2 separate regions of the Homo sapiens genome follow, and region 1 is linked to region 2. Evidence: read pairs that join two places in POLR2A ChIA-PET (ENCODE). Cell type or tissue: GM12878. All regions are shown on one strand. Each heading gives the region's core, and the rest is flanking DNA. Links, peaks and the distances in the headings are about the cores only. Region 1 overlaps TNPO3 (transportin 3). Region 2 overlaps AHCYL2 (adenosylhomocysteinase like 2).

Region 1 (4,394 bases), core at 191-4,190, 380 kb before region 2:
CAATACTGAGACATAATCTGGTAAAATTAATATACTTAAAGAAAAAGATAAAATAATTTGGACATCTATATAAAAAGAGCAACTGATTTATAAAGGAAAAAATTAGATTATCATCTACTGTGACTTGAACACTTCATGAAAGAAGAAAGAACAGGGTAAAGATGTGCTAAGAAAGAAAATGTGACAAAGATTTTATGTCAAGTCAAACCGATTTTCAATTATAAAGGCCAGAAACTGTTACTTGCAAAAATGTAGATATTATTCCTATAAGCCCTTCCTAAACAATCTGTTTAAAAAATCAAACTGATTAGAGAGAACAAGGCATCAACATAAGGACTGGGGATGAATATTAAACATAGTTTATTACAACAATTAAGAATAAATGAAAGTCGAAAGAGAAGTGGTATGTAATGATTACAAGCTCTGTACAGATACAGTGTGGAAGAAAGGGGAGAGCACATGCAAAACTATGCTTGTTTTTGGTGTATATACTGATAGTAGTAGTGTTAGTATTGTTAGTCTGAGGCTACTGACTAGGTTAATGTGAGACAGAGCTACTGAGTAATTATAAGATACTCTGTCACCTTCTGTGTCCCTCACAACCTGGATTCTCAGTATGGAAGAAAGGAGGTGTAGACATAAAAAGGCTTAAGTTAAAAACTTTATAGTGCTGTAGTTGAAAAGGCAATATCTCTATAAATTCATGAGGTATTTTACCTTTAAGTATTTATACCCACTATTTATATACATACTTTTCTACACTTGTATACATACACGTGTAGATAATTTATATATATTATATAGATATATAAAAATATACAATTCCCTAGCTCTATCCACTGAAAGCCCTAAACATACTGTCCAACTCAGTAACAACTTGCATCCCTAGTGCCTACATTGTAGTCTTTAAATTCAATTTCCCACTAAAAGATACCAATATTAAATACACAAGATGGGCCCATGATACATCCTGTCATACTAGAAAGGACAGAAGACAATAAGACTACTAGAGTCATTTCAAAAGTACTGAGAGGCAAAGGAGGCAACCAGCTGGCCAGAGACAGGACAATTTAGGATTCAGCAAGGGATACAAGGAAAAAACAAACTGGCCACCACAGGCCATTTTTGGTAACAATTACAAGCAGACATAAACTCATTATCTTACAAGGGTAAAAATCACGTATTTATCTTGGTTTTCCTATATAAACTGTACTCCTAAGTAACCTAACAGAGAAGAGTCACTTTATAGAAGTATTCTAATGGCAACAACCACAATTACTTTGGCACCAACCTAACAGCATGTAAGTAAAGAAATAACAGATTTAGAATATTAACACTTCACAACCCACAATTAATGGATTAAGCACTGAACAATAACAGCTAGTTACATCACACACAAAAAAGAATGAGGTGGATTGAAGATAGCTGCGAATATAATGCTAATCCTACACTGAAAGGTAGAATCTACATGCCTTTGAATCTGCACCGGCCTTGATACCTTGCTTAACTGATAGAATATGGCAGGAAGTGACATTCTGGGACTTTCAAGGTTAAGTCAAAGGAATCTTTGGAGCTTCTGCCTTGGTATCCTGAACACTTAACTCTGAGGAAAGCCACTGCCTGTGAAAACTTAAAACTACTCTGCTGGAGAGAATGTGGAAGAGCCCTGAGACTACATGGAAAGCTAGAGGGGCCGAACTGAATCCAGGCTTCCAGTCATTCCCACCAGACTGTCAGGCACGTAAATGAAGCCATCTTAGAACCTCCAGACCAGCCCAACCACCAAATGGATGAAAACTGAAGGAGCACAATCAGCATCCTGGATGCTGATTTGAGCCCGCTCAAATTCCTGATCAACAAAGTTATGAGATACAATAAAATGGTTTTTATTTCAAATCACTTAAGTTTTGGGGTAATCTGCTTCACAGTGGTAAACAATTAGAACCACCAGAAAACCAAACACTATATGCCTCTTGATGAAAGGAGATACCACAATAACAAGGGAATCAAATCTGTGCCTCATTGAGCCTCTAGATCCAGCAGCTAATTTGCCGGAAAAACAAGGGAGAGTAGAACTGAATCATGACAATAAAATCAGCAAAATCCACTGTGGGAAACTCTATAGGTCAAATGGCCCTGATACTTCAACAGATAAATAACCTACAGAGGCCAGGTGTGGTGGCTCACACCTGTAGCCCCAGCACTCTGGGAGGCCAAAGCAGGAGGATCACTTGAGGCCAGGAGTTTGAGACCAGCCTCTATGAAAAATTTTTGAAAAATCTGCCACGTGTGGTGGCATGCCCCTTAGTCCCAGCTACTCAGGAGGCTGAGGGGAAGGATCCCTTGAGCCCAGGAGTTTAAGGCTGCAGTGAGCCATGACCACACTACGCACTCCAGCCTGGGCTACAGAGTGAGACAGTCTTAAAAATAAAATAAAACAACAGAGAGAACCTGCAGATTAAGACACTCAAAATACATTATATAAAAAAACAGGCCGGGCGCAGTGGCTCACACCTGTAACCCCTGCACTTTCGGAGGCCAAGGCGGGTGGATCACCTGAGGTCAGAAATTCGAGACCAGCCTGGCCAACATGATGAAACCCCATCTCTACTAAAAATACAAAAAATTAGCCGGGCGTGGTGGTGGGTGCCTGTAATCCCAGCTACTCAGGAGGCTGAGGCAGGAGAACTGCTTGAACCCGGGAGGCAGAAGTTGCAGTGAGCCGAGATCGTACCACCACACTCCAGCCTAGGCAACAAGAGTGAAACTCTGTCACAAAAAAAAAAAAAAAAAAAAAAAAAAAAAAAAAAAAAAAAAAAAAAACCAGCTGGACTCAACTATGAAGTGTGAGATTGCCCACTAAGCCACTAAGTATAAAACCATAAAGAAACACAAAGGATTACTATAAAAGGACAGTGGTTACCTTTAGAGGGAGGGAAGCGGTTATGTCAAATGGTACAAGAAAAGCTTCTGGAGCGGAATGGCCAGTAAAGTTCTATTTCTTTTCTTTTTTTATAAAAATGGGACAGGGTCTCACTATGTTATCCAGGCTGGTCTCAAACTTCTGGGTTCAAGCAATCCTCTTGCCTGGGTCTCCCAAAGTGCCAGGATTACAGGTGTGAGCCCTGTGCTCAAAGTTCTATTTCTTGACTTGGGTGGTGGTTAAAAGGCCATCTGCATATAGTAATTCACTAAGCTACACATCTGCATTGTGTTTCTGTGTTTACATTTAGAAAATAAAACAGAACAACAATAAAAATCCCAATGTAGGCTGGGCGGAGTGGCTCACACCTATAATCCCAGCACTTTGGGAGACCAAGACTGGTGGGTCACCTGAGGTCAGGAGTTCTAGACCAGCCTGGCCAACATGGTAAAACCCCATCTCTGCTAAAAATGCAAAAATTAGCTAGGCTTGGTGGTGTGTGCCTGTAGTCCCAGCTACCCAGGAGGCTGAGGCAGGAGAATTGCTTGAACCTGGGAGGGGAAGGTTGCAGTGAGCCGAGATCATGCCATTGCACTCCAGCCTGGGCGGCAGAGTGAGACTCCGTCTCAAAAAAAAAAAAAAAAAAAATTGTGCAGAAACTAAATGACAGAAAACACCAACCATATCATTCTCAATTATCTGTACTTCTGACTTTAAACATTTCTATCTCCTTAAAAGTAGAGACCTCAAAAATGAAGGGCAGAAGCAAAAAAACAAAACAATTACTTGCCCCCAGGCAAACCAGTAATCTTAGAGGTAGAGATGCAAAACTGGTTAACTTGGAGGGTAGGGATGCACAGGAGATTTATTTTTCAAGCTCCTTTGATGACGTTTGAATTTTTTTTTTTTTTTTTTTTTTTTTGAGAGGGAGTTTTGCTCTTGTTGGCCAAGCTGGAGTACAATGGCACAATCTCGGCTCACTGCAACCTCCACGTCCCAGGTTCAAGAGATTCTCCTGCCTCAGCCTCCTAAGTAGCTGGGATTACAGGCATGTGCCACCACACCCAGCTAATTTTTGTATTTTTAGTAGAGACAGCGTTTCACCATGTTGGCCAGGCTGGTCTCAAAACTCCTGACTTCAGGTGATCTGCCCGCCTTGGTCTCCCAAAGTGCTGGGATTACAGGCATGAGCCACTGCACCTGGCTGTTTGAATATTTTTAAAGTGTCTTTTGTAATTACCTGTTTATTAAAAATAACTTGTACTTTATATACAATTTTTTAAAAAAGTGATACAGATCTTGCAAAATGTTTTTTGACAGGGCCTCTCTCTGTCACTCAGGCTGGAGGGCAGTGGGACCATCACAGCTCACTGTGGCCTCAAATTCTTGGGCTCAAGTGATCTGCCTACCTCAGCCTCCTGCATAGCTGGGACTACAGGCATACATCACGGCACCCAGCTAATTTTTTTTT
Region 2 (4,394 bases), core at 71-4,070:
CTAGGAGAGGGTTTCCCAACAAGAAGGAAGGAAAATGGCTTCATTTCTATCTGATATACCTGGGTTTCCAGCAGAACTAGATTCTTATGCTACGGGTACCCCAAGAGTATTGAAGCTCTTATAACCTCAGAGTGCCTTAATTATTGGTTCTAATGTTGGAAGCATTTATATTCATTAGAAACATTAAAGCACTGCCCAGGATTCACATGTGGCTGGTTAAAAAACAATAGTAATGAGTTTCCATCCCCTGCTACTGCCTACTTCCCACCCCTTACAACAACCAAAAAACCCAAACAAACCACCCCAGAACTCTGGAGATACTTAGCCTTCTCTCTAGAATCCATATACTTGTAATGTTAGTCAGGACTAGAAAAAAAATAAAAATAATATTCATATAATGAATTTATAGTAAACCTGAAGAGCTTACAAGTTCAAATTTCTTCTCTTTATATTCTTTCCCCACATTAAAAAAGACGAGATGAAGTTTTAGGGTTTTAATTTTTGCTTCATTTTTATTTTTGTTTTATTTTTTAGAAGATCAAGTCTTGAAGCCTCATAGCACATTAGATTTGCAAAGAGGCAAAAAGCTACACAAAGGGCCAGGTGTGGTGGCCTGTAATCCCAGCACTTTGGGAGCCCAAGGCAGGTGGATTACTTCAGCCCAGGAGTTCGAGACCAGCCTGGGCAACATAGGCTTTCTACAAAAAATACAAAAATTAGCAGGATGTGTTGGCATGCACCTGTAGTAGTAGTCCCAGCTACTTAGGAGGCTGGGACTCCTAAGTGGGAGGATCACTTGAGCCCAGGAGGTGGAGGTTGCAGTGAGCCGAGATCACACCACTGCAGTCCAGCCTGGGTGAGAGAGTGAAACCATGCCCCCATCCCAGTGCCCCCCCCCAAAAAAGCTACACAAAGTATAAGGTGCTCCTATTTTGCAAATAATTCTGCCCTCTCCCCTAGGGGGAGGGGGCAGAAATTAGGGAATGTACTGAGAAAAGAATCCCTGAAGCTCTAGTCCAACCATTGCTTGCTGCTGAAGGCTGCAGAGCAGGCCTCACTTGGTGCATGGCAGAGAAGTAGCTTCTTTCTGAATTCTGTGATCCAGGTCACACTGCACCAGGCTTGTTTGAGGAAGCTGGGTTAGAGCTTCATATCCTAAAGGGGTGGGGGAGCAGAGTTGACAGTGGCTGTAAGATGAGTCAGCTCATTCCAACAGTTTTAATAGTGACACAAGGGAGTGTGACTGACAGATGCTGAAGCAGATATGCCAGGGGGTTTCTCCTGGGAATAAAACATTGATTTTTAAAGTCAGGAACCCAGGGAGGACATTAGGATTATACCTGGAGAACTTTTACAAACTGTAGAACCAGCACAAACTGCTAGGAAGGTTAATAAAGAGAGTAAGACAAGGACAAAAACAGTTGTCACCCCAGAAAACAGGACCCATACCTGTTTGGATTCTGTCAAGATTTAGTACTTCTCCTTGCTTCCCAACCTCTGGAAGATTTCCTGATGACAATAATTTTCTGCAGTAGATTTATATGGTGAGAATTATGGGCAGCATTCATTAAGTAAATCTTAGAGACAGCAACTACTGTCTCTAGTGGATAAGAATAGTGAAACTTACAACACAGAGTTTCCAGTTGTTCAATCTCTCTTGTCTCTTATCTTTTCTGTGGAAGGGAAAACTTCATCAGGGATTCCATACATGGAGAATGGGAGAGAGAAACTCAGAAGAGCTTTTTGCTTTCTTGGGGCATCTGTTCTGGGGGTTTCTACTTGTAGTATGGAGCAAGTACAAGAGCTTTGATGAGAGTCCTAACTTGGATCCTGGTTCTCAAGCAAGGTTTGAGTGAGAGAAAATAGGTCAACAGCAAGAGCAAAAGCAAAAAAGAGATCAGGTGGTAGACATGAGGTTGGGGATTTTGTGTACTCTGGGGTCCAGAATGGCAGTTTTGGCACTTATAGTAGAGTTGATAATTGATGAGACTGCAAGATGGGTGCATGTCAGCAGAGGGCAACCCAGTTCTGTGGGACTTTCCAGGAGGATGGGTATAACAATTTGCAGAGTCCTGCTAAACACTTCTGACAGCCTAGGGAAGGACTGAAGTGTCACAGCCTCGTGCCTAACAATGTTCTAAGCTGGTTTTTCTTTAGTTTTATAATTCAAAAGCTTTTCTCTGCTGATGAAAGCTCCAGTGGGCACAGCGTTGTGTTTATCTTTAATCCCAACCTGAAATAGTGATAGATGAGCTGTTCAGAGGCATGCTTGCACACCTACATGCTGCACGGTTCCCTGGTTATTTTTAATTTGGTTTGTACAGAGTGTGAGGTTGTGCTAGGCAAAACCCTACAGTGCTGCCTGATATTTTGGGTGGGAGAGTGCCTATACTTTGGGAGAAGAAAAGGATTAAGGAATACAGTTTTATAAACCATTGTTCTGACAGGGAGACTTAATTATCTGACCATTTATTGATTTATTTTTCTTTTTTTTCTCAAGAGGCTGTGTAAACTGAGGCTGTTTATTTAAACTAAGTCTTGACTGAATATATTTAAAGTCCCTTTAGGCTTTCTGAATACCTATAGTAGATTCAAGATCTAGTGGCCTAGTAACTACAAGTTACCAATCCATAAGAAAATCCTCGGTTAGTTGCTGTATATTTTGATACAGTAGATATGTCACGGGGAGGGTCGTTTGGCTGCGCGAATTACAATTGGCCTTTCTCCTCTCATTGTCTTTTACTTCAATATAATGACTATTTGGCAGATTATTGTATTTACTCTGGCTTTAAGTTACTTTGCATAACCATATGGGAAATTTTAAATATCTGTAAATTGCTAATTAGATTGGGATGCAAGACCCAGAGAAGCACTGAAGCCTTGAGACTTCAGCAAAGTGAATGATGTTATTGATGCTTACTATTGCAGATCTTGGATGATGGAGGGGATCTTACCCACTGGATTTATAAAAAGTATCCCAACATGTTTAAGAAAATCAAGGGCATAGTAGAGGAGAGTGTTACTGGAGTTCACAGGTAAGATTTGACATGGGCATACCTGGTTTTATGCAGTCTAGACATAAAATCTTATAAACACATACCTATAAAACACATGTTAAAAATTGGAGCCTGGGCCAGGCGCGGTGGCTCACGCCTGTAATCCCAGCACTTTGGGAGGCTGAGGTGGGCGGATCACGAGGTCAGGAGATCAAGACCATCCTGGCTAACACGGTGAAACCCCGTCTCTACTAAAAATACAAAAAAATTAGCCTGGTGTGGTGGGCGCCTGTGGTCCCAGCTACTCGGGAGGCTGAGGGAGGAGAATGGCATGAACCCAGGAGGCGGAGCTTGCAGTGAGCAGAGATCATGCCACTGCACTCCAGCCTGGGTGACAGAGCGAGACTCCATCTCAAAAAAAAAAAAAAAAAAAAAAAAAAAAAAATTGGAGCCTGCTATGAGGTAACCACATCTCAGCTTGCTATGAGGTGACCAGATCTCAGCTTGCTATGAGGTGAGCAGATCTCTCTTGTTTTTTTTTTTTAATTAACAACACAAATAATGAACCTAAAATAGTGAGAAGGGGGCAGGTGGGAGAACAAGTGAAGTCCTCATGTTTTCTAGTGATTGTAAACAATTAACTTGTCCTTTTTGGACACATATATTCATTCATTCATTCAACAAATATTTATTGAACTTCTACAATGAATGAGGAACTGCTCTAGATGCTAGGAATCTAGCAGTAGACAAAACAGACAGAAAAAAACTCTGCCATCTTAGAGCTTACATTCTTACATGGAGAGCAAGGATGTAGGGTTCTGCTTCTCAAATGAGTAATAATTCTCTGAGTAAAATTGGAATTATTTCAGTTCAATTTCTGTGATCATTTCTATGATTTATTTCACCCATAAAGAACTAAAAGTATGAAAAAAAAAAGTTGTAGGGAAGTAAATTCTGAACCAGCCACCATCACTGCTTCAATACATTATCATCTTTTTGAATGTACAAAACTGAGGTCAGGAGTTCAAGACCAGCCTGGCCAACGTGGTGAAACCCCGTCTCTACTAAAAATACAAAAATTAGCTGAGTGTGGTGGCGGGCGCCTATAATCCCAGCTACTCAGGAGTCTGAAGCACAAAAATCGCTTGAACCCTGGAGGCAGAGGTTGCAGTAAGCTGAGATCACACCATTGCTCTCCAGCGGGGACAACAAGAGTGAGACTCCATCTCAAAACAAACAAACAAACAATAAAAGCACAAACAGCCAGGCGTAGTCTCATGCACTTGTAGTTCTGGCAGGCAGGGAGACCAGTGCAGATTTAGTGAACATTGTACCTAGTAGGTAATTTTTCAACCTTCAACCCGCTCCCACTCTCCCACTTTTTATAGTCTCCAGTGA

Evidence for each region. Peaks named below come from ENCODE experiments on the same cell type or tissue, not always from the same donor. Only the 100,000 strongest peaks of a DNase experiment are listed, where the experiment ranks them.
Region 1: POLR2A ChIA-PET joins it to region 2 with 5 read pairs; 1 of 35 experiments calls an interaction of 5 or more read pairs at or near these places.

The regions. Positions count from the first base shown.
Region 1 is chr7:129,022,575-129,026,968 of GRCh38, forward strand. The region is part of intron 1 of TNPO3 (transportin 3); the gene reads right to left. Among named protein-coding and RNA genes, the nearest start is that of TNPO3, 30 kb to the right of the region's middle. In GM12878, for the core only: no CTCF peak of the experiment used is centred there; no DNase peak of the experiment used is centred there; H3K27ac peaks cover 889 bases.
Region 2 is chr7:129,400,451-129,404,844 of GRCh38, forward strand. AHCYL2 (adenosylhomocysteinase like 2) reads left to right here. Exons shown (of 17, transcript NM_015328.4): 7 at 2,929-3,035. Among named protein-coding and RNA genes, the nearest start is that of STRIP2, 32 kb to the right of the region's middle. In GM12878, for the core only: a CTCF peak has its summit at 2,023 (motif pointing right); a DNase peak (open chromatin) is centred at 2,011; H3K27ac peaks cover 355 bases.